Regions from separate parts of the Homo sapiens genome. Here all the other regions are linked to region 3. Evidence: chromatin loops called from intact Hi-C (ENCODE). Cell type or tissue: mammary epithelial cell. All regions are shown on one strand.

Region 1 (8,000 bases), 110 kb after region 3:
AACGATTCTGAATAATTAATAAAATTATATCCTTTTCTTAGAGAAAAAAAATTCTACTGTTCTCCCACTAAGAGAATTGTCAAGGAACATGTCAAGCTTCTAAAAGTAGTTAACGCTTTCTAAAAAAAATCAGCGTACCATTTCAGGATACAGGGATAAAGAAGAGAAATGTTTTGGAATTTTTAATCTTATGATTGATTTTTTTAAGAGGCTCATAATCAGGTAGTTTTATTTGCTGGGTTGAGTATCATCAAGTCTTCAGCTGAATTTAATCAACTCTATTATCGTTTTTGGAAAGTCCTCTAAATATCTTCAGAGTTCACACATTCTATCTTTTTGTATAGAAAGTAGTTTCTCAAAGTCATGAGCGATGCCTTCGGAATAACTATAGTTTAGAGGCCTGAACATAGTCTTTTCTGGAGTCCTAACCCAGTCTCTACATCAAAATAGATTCTTCAAAATATATTTCATGTGTGTTAGAGGTCTATTTCCTATGTTGTGTATATATTAGGATGTACTCTTGAACTGCTGTAATAAAGATGCCTTCAAAATACAGTGGCTTGGCCGGGCATGGTGGCTCTTGCCTGTAATCCTAGCACTTTGGGAGGCTAAGGCGGACAGATCACTTGAGCCCTGGAATTCGAGACCGGCCTGGGCAATATGGTGAAACCCTATCTCTACTAAAAATACAAAAATTAGCTGAGTGTCATGGCACACGTCTGTACTCTCAGCTGCTTGGGAGGCTGAGGTGGGAGGATCACTTGACACTGGGAGGTCAAAGCTGCAGTGAGCCTTGATCATGCTACTGCACTCCAACCTGGGTGACAGAGCAAGACCCCATCTCAAAACAAATAAATAAATAAGCAAAATACGGTGGCTTAAACAAGGTGTAAGTTTCTATTTCTCTTTCATCATAGTTCAGAGATGAGCTGTTACCAGAAACAGGTTTATTGCTCACCTGTTGCCTGTTTTTGTAAATAAAATTTTGTTGGAACACAATGATGCTTATTTATTTATGTGTTATTTATGGCTGCTTTATCACTACAATGGTAGAATTGAATAGTTGTGACAGAGGCTATATGGCCCACAAAATTGAAAATAATTACTATCTGGCTCTTTACCAAAAAAGTTTGCCAAACTTTGCTCTTGGACATTGTCATCTTCATGATTAAGCTAACTCACACAAGATTATGTTCACATTGTGGCCTGTGGGAGGAAGAGACAGGGGATGTGGAGGGCAAGCATATGGAAGCATGATCTTGAAGTCACATACATCACTTCTGCTCACATTCCACTGGACAAAATTCAGTTACACAATTATACCTAGCACAAAGGATGTTAGGAATTGTGATCACTAACTGGGTGACCATGTGCTCAGCAAAAATTTCGATTTTATTCCTAAAATGATGAAGTAGAGAAAAGTCACTGGAGGGCATTTCATAATCTGTGCCTCAGTCTGTTCCTCTGGCTACCTATTATCCCTTTATCCTTTTTCCTACTTTCAGAGCACACATAGCCTTTGTCCAAGGAAGACAACCTGAAGCCCCATCCAGTTACTAGTAACTGGATGGGTTATTACTGGAGGTGATTCCGGATCTCTATATGATGTATATTCTTCTCCATTAGATATGTATTGTGGCTTTTCATGGGCCAGTGACTCAAAATACAAGTTATTTACCCAGTATTATATCCCCTGCCTTCACCATACACCCATATACAATGATGGAATAGGAACAGGATAACTCTCATTTGGAAAAATGAAAAATACATAGCAATCGTTGGTCCATAGCAGTTATCAAATCCTCCTTTTTAGGTAGGAATTGCAATGATTCCCTGCTATATAATAGAATACTACCTCAGTTAGACCTGGCTGTCCCTGGTTCTGCTACTGCACACTCCAGAGAAGTGCAATAAGGGAGTAAATCCCTTGTTCATTGTCCTTCAAGACACCTGACATTGTTTTCTGGGAAGTTCTTCCTCATTCAGTTTTCTCTGTGAGTTGGGCTTTGGAGACTATGCCTTCTTTGGCAGAACTTTCACAACCCACTTCCTGCTGGTGCAGGATTGAGGGCACAAATATCCCAATCATCAGTCGCAGGCTTTTGAAGGCCAGGTTTGTGGTTTGTTTAGAAATACAATTCCTTCAAATACTTAACTAAGCTTCTGGGCTATTTGCTTGCAATCAGCTTTGGGTTGGATTAATCATACTCATAGATTTCTTCTAGATATAGAAACTTTTCTTCTATTATTTACTGGCTTCTGTGCTTAGCCTATCTCTCTTGCCTTGATTTAATATTGGCTATCTTGGGGCCAGCTGAAACTAAAGCAGCACGTTTGATCTTTGACACTGAGTTGCTTCAGGGTGATAATCTCATTTTCTGTTTGGGGGGATACAAAAGAAGTTGGCTTTTTCGACACTCTGACCCTTTCAGACCATCTTTTTTAAGGTTTAGTTGGTGTGTGGTCAGTATCCCAAGTTATTGTAGGAAACAGTTTACCAAATGTTGTGTTATCCCAACAAGGAGATTATCACCTTTCCAGCCTGCAGTATCTGTTTCTCTGCTACCCACTACCCTTTTGCTAAGCTAGCATCTCATATTTTAATATTTTTAAACAGCAACATTCTACCTGCACTTAATAATTCCTGTATCGATTAGGATACAGGTTAAACTGCTATAACAAAAAGGTCCAAAAAACACAGCGGACCCCCCCAAAAATAGAAGTTTATTTTTCTCTCCCATCCTAGTCTGAGGTGAGCTTTTCAGGGCTGGTGGAAGTGTTTTATTCCACGAGACCATCTTGGGATTCAGGTTCATTCTTTCTTTTCTTTTTCTTTCTTTTCTTTTCCTTTCTTTTCTTGGTGTTCTTAGTGTGTTCTCATTTGCATGATTGAAGTTGGCTTATACTATCATGACTATGTTCCAATGAATAAGAAGGAAAAAGCCAGGAATAGAGAATGAGACATTTCCTTTTCAAAATATGACTTAGGGCTGGGTGCTGTGGCTCACGCCTATAATCCCAGCACTTTAGGAGGCTGAGGTGGGCGGATCACCTGAGATCAAGAGTTCGAGACCAGCCTGGCCAACATGATGAAAACCCATCTCTACTAAAGATATAAAAATTAGCCTGACATGGTGGCATGTGCCTGTGATCCCAGCTACTCAGGAGGCTGAGGTAGGAGAATCACTTGAATCCGAGAGGCGGAGGTTACAGTGAGCCGAGATTGCGCCACTGTGCTCCATCCTGGGTGGGTGACAAAGCGAGACTCCATCTCCAAAAAAAAAAAAAAAAAAAATATATATATATATATATATATATATATATATATATATATATATATATGACTTGGGAGTTATGCATATCACTTACCAATGCTGGTGTCCTGTTTGTCAAAACTTAGCCACTAACCAGGCCAGGCATGGTGGCTCACGCCTGTAATCCCAGCACTTTGGTAGGCCAAGGCGAGTAGATCACTTGAGGTCAGGAGTTTGAGACCAGGCTGGCCAACATGGGGAAACCCCATCTCTACCAAAAATACAAAAATTAGCCAGGCATGGTGGCGCATGCCTGTAATCTCAGCTACTTGGGGGGCTGAGGCAGGAGAATCACTTGAACCCGGGAGGCAGAGTTTGCAGTGAGCCACGAGATTGTGCCACTGGACTCCAGCCCAGGAGACAGAGTGAGACTCTGTCTCAAAAAAAAAAAAAAAAATCTAGTCTCTAACTAGTTAGCTATGTTTCTAGGAAGAAGAGGAGCATATTGGAAATACTGGAAACTGGACAAGAGTCTGTCCCCATGTTTTTTTGTCTGCATGCATTTATGTCTGGTGGGGTGAGGTTGCTTTTGATGCAAAGTGAAAAATGCTCTTTTCTCCCGATTTTTCATTGAGTTTTTCATCCTTGTCCAGGGATATTGTATAATAATCAGAAATGTGCTCTCATGTGGCTAAAAGCTTTTGATGGCTCTTATACACACTGAACAGTTGAGTCAGTGAGAGGCTGTAGTGGTCTAGCAGTTGGATAAGGTGAGATACTTATGTTTGCTTATCTCTCTTCTTTGAGTGTGCGGTGAAACTTGCCAAAATGGTGGGTTATGTGAGTGCTGGGACTGTGGAATACCTGTACAGCCAGGATGGCAGCTTCTACTTTCTGGAATTGAATCCTCGGCTGCAGGTAGAGCACCCTTGTACAGAGATGGTGGCTGATGTCAATCTCCCTGCAGCACAGCTCCAGGTGAGTCTCCCTGATCTGGGTTGCAGAGCCTAGAAAAGTCAGAGAGGCCTGAAAAATGGGTTTAACCAGTGTGTGATAAGAGAAAAGCACCTCCTATCTGAGTCACACCTAATGGTCATTTCTCTTTCACCCTGTATGTGTTATGCATGTGTGGTTTGGTTTTCCTGATGTAGTACAGACATAGGAATGTTATTTTTTCTAGCCAGACACATCTGATATAATGTGTCATGTTTTAGAAATAAATGTTAATAATGTATGCTTTATTCAATTATTTAGCTATAGTAAACTTCACAACTTTGTATTATAATTATTCCCTACTCATTTTTGTTTTTTTACTAGTGTTCTTTATTGAAATAATTCTGCATCAGAGATTAGTGGTTGAAGTTTTTCCTTACAAGAGTGTGGTAGCACACATATATTTTTATAATTTGTAAAGTGCTTGCTGTCAATATTATTGTCTTCTCTCAGCCCAGGAAACAAATATTATGGAAAGCAGTAATAGTTAATGATAAGGCTTGATATTATTTTTATCTAACATTTGCCCACATCGAGAACACCTTCTGGGTTCCTATTAAAGACTAAAGATTTACTTACTTCCTCCAGTGGTTTGCAGGGATGGAAGAGATAATTATGACACAATTAAGACTTTCTAGCTGTCTGTTTTTGGATGGCTATTAACATTTACTCCTCTGTTGGATATTTTCATTCTTATTACGTGATGGAGAAATGACAACAGGGGAACTGGTGTCTGTTGCATTAGGAATGTGGGGACTTCTTTAGAAGTGGAGAATATTCTAACTACTTATCTGTAGTGATATATTGTATTTCAAGCAACTTAGAGTTGATGATTGTAGAATACAGGTTATAAAAATAGAATGTTTTAGGGAGTGGCTCCAAAAATAAAAATATTTTAGGTTATCTGATAGCCTCTACACTTTAAGGGAAGTAACTGAAAAATTAAAGATGTGTGTTTTATTACCTTTCAGATTGCCATGGGGATTCCTCTATATAGAATCAAGGATATCCGTATGATGTATGGGGTATCTCCCTGGGGTGATTCTCCCATTGATTTTGAAGATTCTGCACACGTTCCTTGTCCAAGGGGCCATGTTATTGCTGCTCGGATCACTAGTGAAAATCCAGATGAGGTAACCCATCACTTAAAAGGTTTATACCTCCTTTTAATGAACTTTAATGTTAAGATAGTATCTGAAAGTATACTTCTGAAATATCTTGGGACTTCCTCTGGAGTGGGAAACATAGAGGTTTCTCAGAGCAGATAAGTAAATGGTTGTTGCTTCATTGGTTACTTAATCCCACTTAAGTCACTGTAGAGTCTTCAGTGGGTCTGTGGCACTGGGTCTTGGCCTTTATCATTTTTGTGTGTCTTCTCTGCTTCTGTGTGTGATTAACAGAGAACTTAAACAATGAATATATAAATCTTCTCTTCCTTCGAAACATAATATGGTCTCTCATTCTTTATTCTCTAACAGGGTTTTAAGCCCAGCTCAGGAACAGTTCAGGAGCTAAATTTCCGCAGCAATAAGAATGTTTGGGGATATTTCAGTGTTGCTGCTGCAGGGGGACTTCATGAATTTGCTGATTCTCAGTTTGGTCACTGCTTTTCTTGGGGAGAAAACAGAGAAGAGGCAATTTCGTGAGTATAATAGCATTTGATTGCATTTTACAAAATAAATTTGTGCTAATCTTAAGTGAAGGTGTGAGCATGGGAATAGGAATCATCTGCTGTCAAAGTAATAATATGAACAACCTTTTTGAAGAAATTTTGAATATCTTTAATTACACTTGCATTCATGTTGTATTAAATTATGCAGTGCTTGGCAGATGTTTTTCTGTTTGTTGTTCTGAGCCTTTTGAAGTATTTTTCCTTTCAAATATTTTTGATAAATGTATAAAATTGATTGCTTTAAAGGTATCTTATTTTTCCACAGGAACAGTATTGTTATTGAGGGGAGGTAGATTCTTGGCCAAGAACTAGGTATCAAATAAATCATAGACTTTTATTTTATTTTTTTCTTGTGAGAAGACTTAAAATCTATTAGCAATTTTCAAGTACACAATCTATTGTTATGAGCCATAGTCACCATGATGTACTCTTATAGTTATTTAAAATAATAAAATTATACTGCTCATATTATGAAAAGGACATAAAGAAACTGTCTACATTGCTAATACAAGAGACCTTAGCATGCTGTATATAACAGCTTATGCAAATATAACTGCTATATCATAAATGTTAGATAATATTCTGTTAATCATAAACAATGAATATTAAATTAACAGCACTTTTGCTTGCCTAAAACATAGGGCTGAAGGAGGTAATTTTAACAGCTTAGATCTTTTGGAATATCTATCTAAAATTGAAACTTGAACTAGTTCTTTTCTGTTTTTTAATGGTTTATTGCCTTGTATCAAACATTTAATACCATTCCCTTTACCTTTGTACTGTACATGGAGTAGGTAATTAATAAGTGTTTATTAGTATTAATTACTAATAAATAGCATTTGTTTATTAGTAATTAATCCTAATATATGGTTGTTTGTATTAATAAACACTTATTGATTAGTTTTATATTTTTATCAATTTCCTGAATTAATTAATTTTAAGAGGCAGAGTCTTGCTCTGTCACCCAGGCTGGAATGCAGTGGTGCCATCATAGCTCACTGAAACCTCGACCTCCTGGGCTCAAGCAATCCTTTTGCCTCAGCCTCTTGAATTGCTGGGACTGCAGGTGTGCACCATCATGTCCAGCAAATTTTAAATTTTTTGTAGAGATGGGGTCTCCCTTTGTTGCCCAGGCTAGTCTTAAACTCCTGGGCTCTAATGGCCCCACAAAGTGCTGGTATTATAGGCATGAGCCGCTGCACCCAGCCTTGATTAATTAGTTTTTAATATTATTTTTAGAAGTAGGGAAATCTCATTATTTCTCTATTTTGTCCTTTACATTTCTTCTCATTCTTCAAAACTATAAGTGGAATTTTTCAAAATTAAAACACTGCTACCAGAAAAAAACATTGGTATGAAGTTGCCTTTTAAGCATATTCGCTGCCATATTATGCTCTGCAAAGTGAAAAAGGTTTACACTAGAGCTTGCAAATTGTTGGCTTTCTGGTGAGTCTCAACATACAGATGTGTTTTGATGGGCTCACAAAGTGTTAATTTTTTTTAATTTGACAATATTAAAAAATCAGGAGATTGAAATCAAAATATGGATTTCTGCTAGCTCTTAAAAGTAGGACTATAATGACAACATTGGTTGTACATTCTAGTTGTTAAAAGTTAGCTAATTTTGCCTGGGCACGGTGGCTCACACCTGTAATCACAGCACTTTGGGAGACCGAGGCTGGCAGATCACTTAAGGTCAGGAGTTTGAGACCAACTTCGCCAACATGGTAAAACCCCGTCTCTGCTAAAAATACAAAAATTAGCCAGGTGTGGTGGCAACTGCCTGTAATCCCAGCTACTCGGGAAGCTGAGGCAGGAGAATCACTGGAACCCAGGAGGCTGAGGTTGCAGTGAGCCAAGATCACGCCATTGCACTCCAGCCTGGGCAACAAGAGCAAAACTCCGTCTCAAAAAAACAAAAAACAAACAAACAAACAAAAAACAGCTAGTTTTGTGTGACTGCTTCTTTTCGACGGGACATAAACTTTGTAGTTAACACAGCTCCTATTCAGTCTGCCTCACTCATTTATGTTCCCAGACTGGCCTCTGTTGGCATTTAGGTTTAAGTCCTGATTTGGCAG
Region 2 (8,000 bases), 150 kb before region 3:
GGAAATCTGCCAAAATGATATTAGGGATGTGTCTGGGTGATGAGACACTGGATTTTTTTTTTTTTCTTTTTTAGACAGGGTCTCCCTCTGTCACCCATGCTGGAGCACAATGACGTGATCACAGTTCACAGCAGCCTTGACCTCCTGGGCTCTAGCAATTCTCCCACCTCAGCCTCCTGAGTAGCTGGGACCACAGGTGCACACCACCAAGCCCAGCCAATGTTTTTGTATTTTTTGTAAAGACAGGGTTTTGCCATGTTGCTCAGGCTGGTCTCAAACTCCGTGGGCTCAAGGAATCCATTCACCTCGGCCTCCCAAAGTACTGGGATTACAGGCATGAGCCACTGTGTCCAGCCAAAACACTGGATTTTTAAATATTCTTTTAGTTTTTTCATTTTTTTCAACTTTCTTTCAATAGCATTTGTTGCATTTATAATGGAAAAACAAGTGTTTTTACTCTGGTAGGAGAAATGTGTCATTACCCTCCATTCACTTGCACAAACCCTCCCTGTAGATAGCCCTTGTTACCCTTGCCCACTTCTCCTTTCCGTTGTAGTGATAGATTATGAAGTTCTCAAAACTGAATTTTATTTATTTACCTGTTTGTTCATTGTTTAGAGACAGGGTCTCACACTGTCACCCAGGCTGGAGTGCAGTGGCACAATCACGGCTCACTACAGCCTTGAACTCCCAGGCTCAAGTGATCCTTCCATCTCAACCTCCCACAGCTGGGACTACAGGCATGCACCACCATGCCTGGCTTGGTAGGAATAGGGCCTCACTATGTTGCCCAGGCTTGTCTCAAACTCTTGACCTCAAGCAGTCTTCTTACCTCAACCTCCCAAAGGGCTGGGATTACAGGTGTGAGCCACCACGCCCAGACTACTTTAGGGACTTTAATTGCAGTAAATCTGCATGGCAACCTGACATCTTTACCCTGCCGTCATCCTTTCCTGAAGCAGAGGAGAATCATGCCCAAGCTACCAGACATTTTTTGTCCTGACAGTCCACCTGACTAAGGAGGACTATAGTACCACACATCACTGCCCCTAAAAGGCAGCTGAATCAGAATATTGCGAACAGAAGCTGGGGAGAAGGAATGGGGGTAGTTTACTACTTATCCTCTATTTCTCTATTTACATTCAGAGAGGCAGAATTCTTGGGGTCTGAATGAGAGTCTTCCAGTTCTGTCCTTAATGGATTGGTTAACTGTTATGATGACTAATCCAAGGAACTTGGGAGAAAAAGCACGTGTTTACTGCAGTCCTCCAATTTTCTTTGAGCTTCTGGAATTCAGTTCATTATCCTCTGGATCAGAGAAATGCATTAAACTCTGCATTTACTTCCTGAGCTCCAGCTACTAATGAAATTGATTCGCTAGTGATATGTGCCGAGGGTGCCTGTGAAGCTGTGGGGTAGAGAAGGATGTGTCACCATTTGTGAACCTGGAGATCAGTATGTGTCTGTGTCTTTCCTAATTCACCCACCTGCTGCTTCCTGACCTTGTCCTAATATGGAGCAGATTAAGCCTGAATATCATCATAGGAGTAGATACTTCTGTTCTCCCCGTTTACAGATGAAGAAACTGAAGCACAGAGATACTGGTGAGGCCTGGGTTTATTCTGAAAGTCAGAAGTCAACTTTCTCAACCTCTATTCCTTGTGGCCTCCTTCAGAGGGACAGGTTGGGTGGGTAAAACCAGACAGGTACTAAAGTTTTTGTCGGGGGGAGTGGGTCGATTTTGGCATCAAGGTTAATGAGTTCAAACACCAGGAGTCTTTTCTGGCAGCAACTTGTTATAAACAGTCGAGTTCTTTTCTGCACATTGCTCTTGTACATATATATACCAGGACTGTAGAGTAACTTAAAAGCCTCCTTCTTTACATTTAGATTTTAAGGTTCTTTGTTTGGGTGGCAATCGGTTCTTACTGCAGTTAACACTTGAAAACTAGATTTCTATACAACCCCCAAATCAGCCACCCATCTCTTCTCTCCTAGTGCTGCTGGGAAAAGATGACTGTGATTACAAAGCATCTCTCTCCTTACCATGAGCTCTTAGAAGAAAAGGTATCACAGAGACCAGGCGTACTTGCCAAGCTTGTGAATTTGGGGGAAAGGATAAGTGGGGAGATTCCTGGGTTGCTGCTGTGCGTTTACTTCTTGAGGTAGCTCCTCTCACCAGGTGAAGTGCAAGCCAGTTTCATTTTTGTACCTTTTCCCAAGCTCCTGTGGCTACAAGCTTGCTACAGCTGCACCTTCTAGACTCTGAACACCCCTCCACACCTTTTCTTTTCTTTTTTTTTTTTTTTTTGTAAAATATATATACATGTACAATAAAATGCGAAAATCTTGGTTGTACCACTCAATGAGTTTTGAAAAATGCATACCCTCATATAACCCATGCCTCTATCAAGATATAGACTACTCCATCATTCCAGAAGTTTTCTTATGCACCTTCCCAATCATCACCCTACTCAGATATAATCCCTGGTGTGATTGTTTTTTTATACCAAGGATCAGTTTTATCCAGACCTTTTTAAAGAGACCTTGGAATTTGATTTTGTTATTTTGAAGAAAGCCTATTGGGTTTGGGGCCCATCTAACCTGGAGCGTTGCCCTGTTCACATACGGTGGCGCTTACTCCTTTAGTGTAAACAAATATGAGGTAAATGGAGAAAAGGGCTGGGCATTTATGCCCTTCCCTCAGACTCCCATTCCAAGCATCCTTTTCTAGCATCAGTGTCTAGATGCTAAAGAGTGGTTTTACCTAACTTTTGTTTTTCAAGACACCAGGTAAGGTTATAGAGATGAATTAATCTTCCAACTTGACAACACAGGAATGTATTGTAAATTGAACCTGAACACCAGAGTATTCATTTCTCTAATTACCCATGTGCTTTCCGTTATAATTGCTTTTTTCACTAGGTTAGCCATGACAGAACAACAATCATTCTTTGCCCAGATTATACCATGTCATTGTACCCTTGATAACTGCTAGGTGTGTCCTCTGTCTGTGAAACTTGAGTTGCCCACTACATGAGGAATAGCACACATTCCACAGAAATAGTGTAAGGTGTTACTTGTCATGAAGAAGCCTTTACTCTAGCAGAACTGATAAGAATAGCTGCATAAATGTAAATGACATAAACCAACATCTATGTAGTTCAAATCATTTGTAACAAAACTATACAAACTTCCAGGACTCTGGATTAGACGCTCAAAGTGGAGAAATCATTATTAGAAAGAGGCATGATTGAGGTTTTATGGGAAGCTTTTAATGCTTAACACTATTGCTTCATTTCAGGTAAATGACTTCCTAAATGAACTATATTGCCACAGTGAGGCCCTTTGATTCCATACTACTACTATTACTATTACTATTATTACTACTACTACTGGTTACCATTTATTAATATTTTGCACCTAGGGCCTGCCGATCCTTGTGCTATATGCTTTACATTCATTCTAATTTAATCCTGGTAACCCCATGTAATCACATGATGAGTCCTTATAAGGGGAAGGTAGGAGGGGAAGAGTGGGAGAAAGTGATGTGACAACAGAAGTAGACAGAAGAAGAGAGTGGCAGATGCTACCTGCTGGCTTTGAGATAGGACCACGAGCCAAGAAGTGCAGAGGCCATCTCTAGAAGCTAGATTATATTCTAGATGTATAATTTTCAGTTTTACAGGTGAAGAAATTAGGGCTTTGAGAAGATGAAACTTGACTGAAACTGACAAGTCTGTGATTTGAATCTGTATCATTTCAGAGTCCATTCTTCTTCCTACTCTATGTTACTTCCAGCTTTTAAGTTACTGAAAATGACTTATTTCTTCCCATGAAGACTCTGTGAGGCTGTTCCTATCGGAAGACAGCTGCATCACTTTCTCCAGTGAAAGTCACAGAATGTAGTGCGGCATCACAGTAGTCATGCTTGGGCTAAGGAAGGCAGGGTACACCGTCTTAAACTCCAAATTGTGGCTCCTTGATGTTTATTTAAGCTGGAAATGACACAGTCATTCCCCTGTCCATGGGGGGGGAATTGGTTCCAGGACATCCCCCATTTCTGGATATAAAAATCTGCAGACGTTCGAGTTCCTGATAAGAAATGGCATAGGATTTGCATATAACCTATGCACATCCTCCTGTGTATTTTAAAGAATCTCTAGATTACTTATAACACCTAATACAATGTAAATGCTGCGTAAATAGTTATTATATGTATTGGATTTTTTTATTTGTATCATTTTTGTTTTTTTCTATTTTTTCCTCCGAATATTTTTGATCTGAGGTTGGTTGAACCCACAGATGTGGAACCCATGGATACCGAGGGCTGACTGTACTGGCAAAGCTTTATGCTCTCTTTCTCTTTGATACTCTTTATCCATGGACTAAGACTCCCTCTTGTGGTAGAAGCATGTCTCCTCCAGGCACAGACTGAAGGCCTGCTTCTTTCTCAAGAGGTGAAACTCACCTGGTTTAGTGAGATGTGATGCACTCTGAGATTGGCTCCCAAGTGACTTGTCATCTAAGGTTTTATCTTGTGAAGTGGGTTGAAGTTCAGTAGGTTTGGAACAAACAGAGAATTCTGTCCTGGAAAATTAATCGATTTTTGCCATATAAAATCTAAGAGAAGAGAAAAGGTTGTTATTCGCCTGAATTTTAGTCAACTGGCAATCATACAGGCTCTCTGATTCCACTGTTCACCTCAGTGAAATATGAATTCTTTACTACTTCCTTTCAATGTGAAATTGACCAGTGAATTTCAGAGTCCTTATTTCCTATTGCTGTGACATATCAGGAGAACAGTTTATTTTCAATGGTGATAGCATTTTTGTCATCTTGCCAGTCTGCACAATGTTTTAGAGACAGGATCTTTACTATGTCTCTGCATGGCTGTCCTCAGTTGACAGAAGGCAGCTGTGGTAGACAGAATGATGGCCCCCTCAAAGCTACCCATGTCCTGGGAACTTGTCAATATGTTACCTTTGCAAATGGGATTAAGTTAAAGGCCTTTCTTTGGGGAAGGTATCCTGGATTATCCAGGTGACCCCAATGTCATCACATGGATCCTTAGAAGGGGAAGGTAGGAGGGGAAGAGTGAGAAAAAGTGATGTGACAACAGAAGCAGAGAGAAGAAGAGAGTGGCAGATGCTACCTGCTGGCTTTGAAGATGGGACCACAAGTCAGGGAATGTAGAGGTCGTCCCTAGAAGCTAGAAAAGGCAAGGAAACAGATTTTCCCCTAGAACTCCTAGAAGGAATGCAGTCCTTCTCACCCATTTTAGACTTCTGAAATCCACAACTGTAAGAGGATACATTTATGTTGTTTTAAGCCATTAAGTTTGTGCTTTGTTACAGCAGCAATAGGAAAGATTATACAAGACATTGTAACCAAGCAAATACCAAAACTTTATAATTGCCTATGGAACCTGTGTCTAGATCACCCTTTGTATCAGTCAAATTAGACTAGGTTATGCTTCAGTAACAAATAGTTTCTTCTATCTTAGCAAAAGCAAAGCTTTATTTCTTGCTCAGGCTATGTGTCCATCTCAAGTTGGTGGGGGGCTCTGTGCCATGTCCTTACCCAGGGACCCAGGTTGACAGAGCCTCCACCATGTGGAACATAGCTGGTCACCGTGGGAGTGTCAAGGAAACATGAGAAATAGCACATTGGTCTTAAAGGCTTCTTCCCAGAGGTGACACTCTTTTTTTTTTTTTGAGATGGCATCTTCCTCTGTTGCCCAGGCTGGAGTGCAGTGGTGCAATCTCAGCTCACTGCAGCCTCCATCTCTTGGGTTCAAGCTATTCTCCTACCTCAGCTTCCCAAATAGCTGGGATTACAGGCACCCGCCACCACGTCCGGCCAATTGTTTTGTTTTGTTTTTGAGACGGAGTCTCGCTCTGTTGCCCAGGCTGGAGTGCAATGGCGCGATCTTGGCTCACTTCAACCTCCACCTCCTGGGTTCAAGCAATTCTCCTGCCTCAGCCTCCTGAATAGCTGGGATTACAGGCAAGCGCCACCACACCTGGCTAATTTTTGTATTTTTAGTAGAGACGGGGTTTCACCATGTTGGCCAGGCTGGTCTCCAAAGCCTGACCTCGTGATCCGCCCGCCTTGGCCTCCCAAAGTGCTGAGATTACAGGTGTGAGCCACCGCTCCCGGCATTTTTTTGTATTTTTAGTAGAGACGGGGCTTTGCCATGTTGGCCAGGCTGGTCTTGAACTCCTGACCTCAGGTGATCCACCCACCTCGGCCTCCCAAAGTGCTGGGGTTACAGGTGTGAGCCACCATACTCCCGGCTTACGTGTGACTTTTGCTTAGTTATTGACTGTGGCAAGTTACAGGCCAATGCCTGATTGAAAAAGGGGCAGGGAAGGCCCATCCTACCATTCCATAAAAAGGAGAAAGATTATTGGTGAAGAACACTAATTACTACCAAACTCTTCTTCCTTAATAAGGATCTTCCTGGACACCATTGTAGCAGTTTATTGTAGGCTAAAGATTCAGGATTATATATCTCAGTCTGACATTGGGACTTATCAGTGTCAGTAGGCCATATATAATATGTATATATTTTTTTAAATCTTAACTAAATGCATGAAATACTTGCCAAATAAGGAGATGATCAATTTAAGGTGACTTGTAGAGGGCATACCTTCTTATATGATGACAGCCAAACTGTTATCTTATATGATTGGTGCCAAACTGTTAATATTACACTACAATAAACACCCTGTTTATACATGTGTACTTAAGAAGGTTAATTTTGTCAGCTGAAAGAGTAATTTGATCACAGGGTCATTTATGCAGAGCCTTATGGTTTTCATTGGCGATTACAGTATGATCTTTTCATTTGCTTTCCTTATGCCTTTGGTAAACAGATATTAAGGGGCTTCTATTAATTTGATTGATTTCAGGATTCAGAGTTTTCCCAGATTCTAATTATTTCTCAAATAGCCCTGATTCAGTAACATGATGACTATCTGTAATGTGGATTACAGAGATGATACTATGTTTTAACCTCTTTTAAAAGCTTGCTAAGAGTTCGTCAAAGTGAATAATTGTGATCATCATATAGACTACTTTTCACTTCCAGAGCATGTTTTATGTCCATCTGAGATATATAGAAATGGGAGAGAGGTGTAGGGCAAGTGAAATAGTTACCATTTTACAGATGACTGACTGCAGAACAAGCGTTAGCACCAGCGTCTTCCACATTTGACCAGAGTGACCACAGTTGCACTACAAAAGAAAAGAGAGAAAAGAAAAAATATCCTATGACTTGGCTAAGGCCATGTAAGTTTACTTTGATCACCTACACCAGAGTCCTTTTGCACACAGTTGAAACATACACCTCACCTTTTCTTCTCTGAAAACCGTGTGTTCTTCCTTCCCCTGCTGTGATCTCAGTGGATCTAGCTCAAATGTGTTTAAGAAAGATTTGTGGAGCTAGTTCATGGTTTATTATTTCAAATTAGAAAGGAACAGGGAACATCATACATAATCTACACATTTTTATAAGGAGAAATCTTTTTTTTTCCTGGTGAGGAAAAATACAGATCATATAATTTTGCTTTGTTGCTCAAAAACGACGTGGAAACTCCTCAGTGGTTCAGACTGGAAGAACTATGGGAAATGTAGCTGTTAATTTGGCAGGAATTTGCCATCATCCTGGGTCACCTCAGTATCCATGAAGACAAACCAACTGCCATGCCAGGCTCCCAGATGCTTGACTGCCTGGCCCACAGAGCCCTCGCTTCCCCTGCACTTCAGCCACCCACTGGCATCACCACGATGGGCTGTGTTAGCAAACATTGTGCAGCGCCTGTGCAGTCTCGAGCCCCGACATCGAACTTCCTGAGTCCAGATTGGCGACCCTCCCGTTGTCTCACTCTTCACTGGCACTGCTCTTGTTTTTGGTTCTCAAGACAGGATGTTGTCTCTTTTACTGTGTTCCTGTCAGCCCTCTTCTGTCTTCACTTCTTTTCTCACCTCCTTAC
Region 3 (8,000 bases):
AACCCATTTCCATTCATGACCCCTGCTAAACTCCACTGCTGTACTTTCTCTCCTTTTAGTTAACTTCTTCAGTTTGTGTTCATAGTACTAATAGACAAGTCCTGCCTTTCTTCTGCCATGGTTCCCATGAAGGTTGGTGACAGCAGTAAATTTAGCACAGAGAAATGCTCATAGATTTTTCTTTAATGCAGAGAGGGGTAGGTTCTGCCTCCTTCTCTTTTTTCATCTCCATCCATTTGAGTAATATAAGCATGCCTTAGGTAATGACAGTTAATTTAAAGATTGGTTTCCAGAAAGCCCCCTGGGAGGATACATATCCTTAAAATAGGATATTTGAGATATGGGCTAGGAAGTGGGAAGATGAGATATCTTTTAAAGGTAAAAATTTTTTGGAATGGCAATATCATTTTCCAGAAAGGACCCATTCCCTACCTTGCATTTGCAATTCTCTGATGCTTCTCACGTCTTTTGGGAAGATCCCAGGCAGCTGTTCCAGTCGGCAACTGCTATCTCTGAGGTCTGGGGGTGAGCAGAGGGGGAGGAGGGGAACCGGGGAAGGTTTGGGGAAAATCAGAATTTACTGGTACTTACTTTTTAGAATTCTGGGCAATGGAGAAGATATGAAAGATTGCAGTTCCTGCTCATAAAACTTGCAACTTGGGAGATCAAACACTCTCTAAAAAGACTTTACTTTTATTTATTTATTTATTTATTTATTTATTTATTTATTTATTTATTGAGACGGAGTCTCACTCTGTCGCCCAGGATGGAGTGCAGTGACGTGATCTCCGCTCATTGCAACATTCACCTCCTGGGTTCAAGGGATTCTTCTGCCTCAGCCTCCCGAGTAGCTGGGATTACGGGCATGCACCACCATGCCCAGCTAATTTTTGTATTTTTAGTAGAGATGGGGTTTCGCCATTTTGGCTATGCTGGTCTCAAACTCCTTACTTCAGGTGATCCACCTGCCTTGGCCTCCCAAAAGTGCTAGGATGACAGGTGTGAGCCACCACGCCCGGCCCTCAAAAAAGAACACCCAGCCAAATACATACAAAGTAGTAGTTGACCTAGTATAAAGAATACTGTGTACCAATCTATTACCCTTAGGACAAAGAAAGGTCAAATAGAGTTAAGAAAATTTACTAAGTTAATGAAAGTCTAACCAACCCATTTCCTTAAATACTGCTTATTTTCTCTTCTCCCTCCTATTCTGTCTTCTTTCTTGTATTAAATAAAGCTTTTGGAGATTTATATTGTCTGACCTTGGTATCTCTATAGGTTTCCACAGAACCATAGGTCTTAGTTATTTATGCTTTTTGGCACATAATTCAAAGGGTTGTGACATTTTTATAATTTGTCAAATTCGTTACTGCTGCACTTTGTGCCATTTGGTCTTAATTCTGATTAGCTAATTTTATTTTTTTATTTTAATTTTTTATTTTTTGAGACAGAGTCTCATTCTGTTACCTAGGCTGGATTTCAGTGGTACGATCTCAGCTCATTGCAACCTCACCTCCCAGGTTTAAGTGATTCTTATGCCTCAGCCACCCGAGTAGCTGAGATTACAGGTGCATGCCACCATGCCTGGCTAATTTTTGCACTTTTAGTAGAGATGGGGTTTCGCCATGTTGGCCAGGCTGGTCTCGAACTCCTGACCTCAGGTGATCCACCAATCTTGGCCTCCCAAAGTGCTGGGATTACAGTCATGAGCCACCGTGCCCAGCCTTGATTAGCTAATTTTAGAGATGAAATGTTTATGAAACTTTGAAAACTCATATTTTAAATAAGCAGTTACCAAAGAGCAGCAAATGATGCCATTCCACCCAATATCACCCTTTCCCTCAGCTCTCCCCACCCAAGAATATCACCGTCTAGCTATTTACATGTACCAACTTAAAAAAGGCAACATCTTATGAACAGTATGAATTTGGGAACCTTAGGTGATGACAATACTGAAACTCTAAAGAAAGCCATCCAACAGTGAAAGGACTTTTAATGTTAATTACATGAACAAGACATAAGAATGCATCACATTCTCTGAAGACCTCTCATCATGAAACAGACAGCTATCTCTCTGGAATGAATAAGTTGCAGTCCTTCTTAGAGGCGAGTGGATACATGGGATTAACTCTGGAAAGTATTGCTTGCTGGATATCAGCTACATCTCTATCTGGTGGAAGAGACCCCGAAACTCTTTCTAGGCCTCTCTCTGTATTTTCCAGGAGATTAGGCTAGAGAATTACATACCTTTCTTGTTGGCATCATAGGATGCAATGATTAGGCTGAAGACCAAGATGGTATCCATGTTAGCTTGAGCACATGCTCATTGCAGACAGACCACTGCTCATCTGTCACAGCCCTTGATAGCTCTGCCTCTAGTTGCTTTCACCACACGCAGCTGGAACCAAGTTTGACCCTGAGAGACTCTGATTCCACCCTGATTATTTTGCCCCATTTCCTGAAGACCCAGGAATAGATCTAATTGGAGAAAGGGCTAATTCTGCTTATTAATAATTCACTCAGACTTCTTCTGACTTCGCTGCCGGTGCCGACATAGAGAACTAGATTACCTAGAGGTTTCTCGAGCAGGAAGGCCATAAACGCCCATTGATATGCTTTACAAATACTTGCAGATAGACACGTAGACATTTACATGCATGCTCACTGACACAGGCACAGAGATTTATATACTTTCATGAAAAGATGTGGAGATTTCTAGTAAGGAATATAATTTCTAGAGCAGGAATTATAGAAATAGAGCAGGAAACTAGGACTAGGAGTCAGTACAATTGAGTTCTAGTACAGGCCCTTTTATGAGCTATCACCTTGAGAAAATTACTTGACTTCTTGGGATCTAAATGTTCTCTTCTATAAATTGAGAGTCCTGAACCATATGATCTCTTTTTTTTTTGAGGCAGAGTCTCGCTCGGTCGCCCAGGCTGGAGTGTAGTGACACGATCTCGGCTCACTGCAAGCTCTGTCTCCCAGGTTCACGCCATTCTCCTGCCTCAGCCTCCTGAGTAGGTGGGACTACAGGCGCCCACTACCATGCCTGGCTAATGTTTTTGTATTTTTAGTAGAGACAGCGTTTCACCGTGTTAGACAGGATGGTCTTAATCTCCTGATCTCGTGATCCACCTGCCTCGGCCTCCCGAAGTGCTGGGATTACAGGCATGAGCCACCGTGCCTGGCCTTTTTTTTTGTGAAATGGAGTCTCGTTCTGTTGCCCAGGCTGGAGTGCAGTGGCATAATCTTGGCTCACTGCAACCTTCATCTCCTGGGTTCAAGTGATTCTCCTGCCTCAGTCTCCTGAATAGCTGGGATTAAATGTGTGTGCCACCCTGCCGGCTAATTTTTATATTTTTAGTAGAGACAGGTTTCACCATGTTGGCCAGGCTGGTCTCGAACTCCTGACCTCAAGTGATCTGCCCCCATCGGCCTCCCAAAGTGCTGGGATTACAGCCGTGAGCCACCCCAGCCGGCCGTGAACCATATGATCTCTAGAATTAATCCAGTTATATATATAAACTCACATTAGCACAGACATACCTATTGAGTTTTGCACATCTTCACACTCCTGAATAGTGAAGTGAGTATTGGTGGACAACATTCTGATGACCATTGGGCTGAGAGGTTGTGAGGAAGAGCTAAATACGGCAGGTGAGTGGTACTGTCTGTGGCTTGGGAAGGTTTTCCTAGACAGATAACTGTTGTTGAAGATTTTTCCAAATTTGTATTTTTTTAGTGTCTAGTGTAATAATCTGTAGACTTTGTCATGGCATAGATAGATGGAGCATAAAAGAGAATGAAGGGCCGGGCGCGGTGGCTCACGCCTGTAATCCCAGCACTTTGGGTGGCTGAGGCGGGTGGATGACCTGAGGTCGGGAGTTCGAGACCAGCCTGACCAACATGGAGAAACTCCATCTCTACTGAAAGTACAAAAATTAGCTGGGCATGGTGGCGCATGTTTGTAATCCCAGCTACTTGGGAGGCTGAGGTAGGAGAATCGCTTGAACCTGGGAGGTGGAGGTTGCAGTGAGCCGAGATTGCACCATTGCACTCCAGCCTGGGCAACAAGAGCGAAACTCCGTCTCAAAAAAAAAAAAAAGAAAAGAAAAAAAAGAGAATAAAGATCTACCCCATCTTTATCAAACTCTACAGCTTCTTTGGTCTTGTTTTATTTTGGAGATGGGCTATGTTTTGTAGAGACACAGTCTCACTGTGTTGCCCAGGTTGGTCTCAAACTCCTGAGCTCCAGTAATCTGCCCACCTTGGCCTCCCAAATTGCTGGGGTTACAGGTGTGAGCCACTGCACCCAGACTAGAAAACTTTTTAAAAAAGTTTTGCTATGAGAAAGAAAGCAGAGAAATGAGGCCACTGACTAGAGGGAACATAAATGCCTCACATCTTTATTGGTCCAAGGAAATCTTTATTCATCCTCCCCACCCTCTTGCCTCTGGCTGCCTGCTTCTCTTAGCAGAGGAGGTGGTTAGGGCAGAGGGGCTCCATTGCCTTCCTTGGGTTTTGTGATTTTTGCTTACTATTTCCTTAACATGATGACATGATTCTCTGCTCCCCTGAGGTATTATCACCTTCCCTCCTGTTGCTCTATTTGAAACTCTCTGTACATTAGTTCCTAGATGCCACGGTACAATGCTGCCACCTTGGAGCAGGAGTAGGAATTGATCTGAGGGCTTGCTGTTCTCATCCAGTGTCACAAGGTGGCAAAAGAGCTCACTTTTCCCAAAAGAGACCTTGTGCTTGGCGAAAGATGAAGTCTAAGAGTTTTCTTTGATCACCTCGCAGACCCTACCCTTTTCTTTTGTAACTTAAAGACTCTAAAGTCAGCCTGGGCCAGGCACGGTAGTTCACACCTGTAATCCCAGCACGTTGGGAGGCCAAGGCGGGTGGACACTTGAGGTCAGGAGTTCAAGACCAGCTTGACTAACAAGGTTAAACCCTGTCTCTACTAAAAATACAAAATTAGCCAGGAGTGGTAGCGCATGTCTCTAATCCCAGCTACTTGGGAGGCTGAGACAGGAGAATCATTTGAACTCAGGAAGCAGAGGTTGTGGTGAGCCAACAGCACACCACTGCTCTCCATCCTAAGCGACAGAGCAAGACTCCATTTAAAAAAAAAAGTCAGCCTGCATATTGGAGTAGGCCATACTGTCGGGGGCAGAGCGGTGGAAGAGCTGCAGTCAAAATATCCAGGAGTAGGCCGGGCACCGTGGCTCACGCCCATAATCCCAGCACTTTGGGAGGCTGAGTCAGGTGGATCACGAGGTCAGGAGTTCAAGACCAGCCTGGCCAACATGGTGAAACCCCATCTCCACCAAAAATACAAAAATTATCTGGGCGTCGTGGCACATGCCTATAGTCCCAGCTACTTGGGAGGCTGAGGCAAGAGAATCACTTGAACCCGGGAGGCGGAGGTTGCAGTGAGCCGAGATTGCACCACTGCACTCCAGCCTGGGTGACAGTGCGAGACTCCATCCTCCCCCACCAAAAAAAAAAAAAATCCAAGTGTAGACAAATAGATCCATGTTTCTATTATTTCTAATAGACTATTTCTCTACTCCTAGATATTTTGACTGACTTTCTAAGCATTTGGAATATCAGTGGAGCAGAGTATATCTCTTCTGATCTCCTTTTCCCACAACAAAAACATCAAATTTAGCAGGAAAAAAGTTATGAGTTTTATGACATATGCAGTTCAGAGATATGGCGTTGGAAGAGAGTAGGAACTAGGACCAAATGGATGAATCAGGATGGGTCTGCAGAAGGAGCACTTGACAGGAAGCCAGGAGGCCTACCCTAGGCTCTTTAATTGACTAAATCAATTTGAACAGGTCACTTGTCTTCTCTTGGCCTCTATTTCGGTTTCTGTAATGAGGTGGTTAGACAAAATGGCTTACAAGGCCTCTTCTAGCTTTAAAATTATTGTACCTGCACACTATGCTACTCTTTTTTTTTTTTTTTTTCGAGACAGAGTCTCGCTCTGTCGCCCAGGCTGGAGTGCAGTGGCGCGATCTCGGCTCACTGCAAGCTCCGCCTCCTGGGTTCACACCATTCTCCTGCCTCAGCCTCCCAAGTAGCTGGGACTACAGGTGCCCGCCACCACGCTTGGCTAATTTTTTGTATTTTTAGTAGAGATGGGGTTTCACCGTGTTAGCCAGGATGGTCTTGATCTCCTGACCTCGTGATCCACCTGCCTTGGCCTCCCAAAGTGCTGGGATTACAGGCGTGAACTACTGCGTCTGGCTTATGCTACTGCTTTTTAAAGGCTGCATGCCATTTTGTTCATTTGTTTTGGTTTGTTTTTAAATTTAAAAAATTTAATAATGGAGGCAGGGTCTCAGTATGTTGCCGAAGCTGGTCTTGAACTCCTGGCTCAAGCAGCCCTCCCACCCCAGCCTCTCAAAGTGCTGGGATCATAGGGATCAGCCACCAGCATGGCCATTTTATTTCTTTATTTCTTTTCCTTTATTTTTTTTTGAGACGTAGTCTCGCTGTGTCCCCCAGGCTGGAGTACGGTGGCGTGATCTCAGCTCACTGCAACCTCCGCCTCCCAGGTTCAAGCCATTCTCCTGCCTCAGCCTCCCGAATAGGTGGGATTACAAGCGCCCATCACCACGCCTGGCTAATTTTTGTATTTTTAGTAGAGACGGGGTTTCACCATGTTGGTCAGGCTGGTCTCAAACTCCTGACCTCAAGTGGTCCACCCGCCTCAGCCTCCCAAAGTGCTGGGATTACAGGCGTGAGCTACTCGGCCTGGCCGCGGCCGTTTTTTAATTGTGGAATATACCATATATACAGGAGAGTATATAGAACATAAGTATATTTTCAATAATAATAATAATACTGAAAAGGTGAACATATGTTACCATCACCCAAATTAAGAAATTGAACATTGCCAGCATCATGGATGCTCTTTACATGTCTGTGCCTCTGGTCCTCCGGTCTCTTTCCTCCTCCCAATCTTTATTTTTCCATGTTTTGTAAAATCATTGAACTATCAGCCGGGCGTCGTGGCTCATGCGTGTATCCCAGCACTTTGGGAGGCTGAGTTAGGTGGATCACCTGAGGTCAGGAGTTCAAGACACGCCTGACCAACATGGAGAAACCCTGTCTCTACTAAAAATACAAAATTAGCCAGGCATGGTGGCAGATGCCTGTAATCCCAGCTACTCGGGGGGCTGAGGCAGGAGAATCACTTGAACGCGGGAGGTGGAGGTTGCAGTGAGCCGAGATCGTGACATTGCACTCCAGCCTGGGCAACAAGAGTGAAATTCCATCTCAAAAACAAACAAACAAAAAAATTGAACTCTCTATATATGTATCACTAAAAATATTTTGTTTACTTTTGAATGTTATATAAATGGAATCAAACTCTATGTATTTTTTTTTTTTTGAGATGGAGTCTTGCTCTGTTGCCCAAGCTGGAGTGCAGTGGCATAATCTCAGTTCACTACAACCTCTGCCTCCCAGGTTCAGGCGATTCTCCTGCCTCAGCCTTCCAAGCAGCTGGGATTACAGGCATGTGCCACCAAGTCCGGCTAATTTTTGTATTTTTAGTAGAGACGGGGTTTCGCCATGTTGGCCGGCCTGGTCTCGAACTCCTGACCTCAGGGTGATCCGCCCACCTCAGCCTCCCAAAGTGCAGGGATTACAGGGATGAGTCACCGTACCTGGCCTAATTTTTATTTATTTATTTATTTATTTATTTACATTATTTTTGGAGACAGAGTCTAGCTCTGTCACCCAGGCTGGAGTGCAGTGGCACAATCTCGGCTCACTGCAACGTCCACCTCCCGGGTTCAAGCAATTCTTCTGCCTCAGCCTCCCAAGTAGTTGAGACTACAGGCACACACCACCATGCCCGGCTAATTTTTTTTTTTTTTTTTTTTTTTAGTAGAGACTAGTTTTCACCGTGTTGCCCAGGCTGGTCTTGAACTACTGAGCTCAGGCAATCCGCCTGCCTTGGCCTCCCAAAGTGC

What was found. Peaks named below come from ENCODE experiments on the same cell type or tissue, not always from the same donor. Only the 100,000 strongest peaks of a DNase experiment are listed, where the experiment ranks them.
Region 1: a loop joins it to region 3, with 5 times the contacts of the local background. A loop is called at or near these places in 10 of 110 quality-filtered maps.
Region 2: it touches region 3 in a loop (9-fold over the local background); 3 of 110 quality-filtered maps call a loop at or near these places.

What each region holds. Positions count from the first base shown.
Region 1 is chr17:37,255,592-37,263,591 of GRCh38, reverse strand. ACACA (acetyl-CoA carboxylase alpha) reads left to right here. Exons shown (of 56, transcript NM_198834.3): 12 at 4,062-4,232; 13 at 5,219-5,380; 14 at 5,726-5,889. Among named protein-coding and RNA genes, the nearest start is that of SNORA90, 15 kb to the right of the region's middle. In mammary epithelial cell, no CTCF peak of the experiment used is centred here; a DNase peak (open chromatin) is centred at 4,341.
Region 2 is chr17:37,523,850-37,531,849 of GRCh38, reverse strand. All of the region lies in intron 19 of SYNRG (synergin gamma), which reads left to right. Among named protein-coding and RNA genes, the nearest start is that of DUSP14, 38 kb to the right of the region's middle. In mammary epithelial cell, a CTCF peak has its summit at 4,418 (motif pointing left); a DNase peak (open chromatin) is centred at 4,409.
Region 3 is chr17:37,370,398-37,378,397 of GRCh38, reverse strand. The region is part of intron 1 of ACACA (acetyl-CoA carboxylase alpha); the gene reads left to right. C17orf78 (chromosome 17 open reading frame 78) reads right to left here and starts at 2,413. Exons shown (of 7, transcript NM_173625.5): 1 at 2,248-2,413; 2 at 433-519. The coding sequence starts at 2,305. In mammary epithelial cell, a CTCF peak has its summit at 4,679; a DNase peak (open chromatin) is centred at 4,687.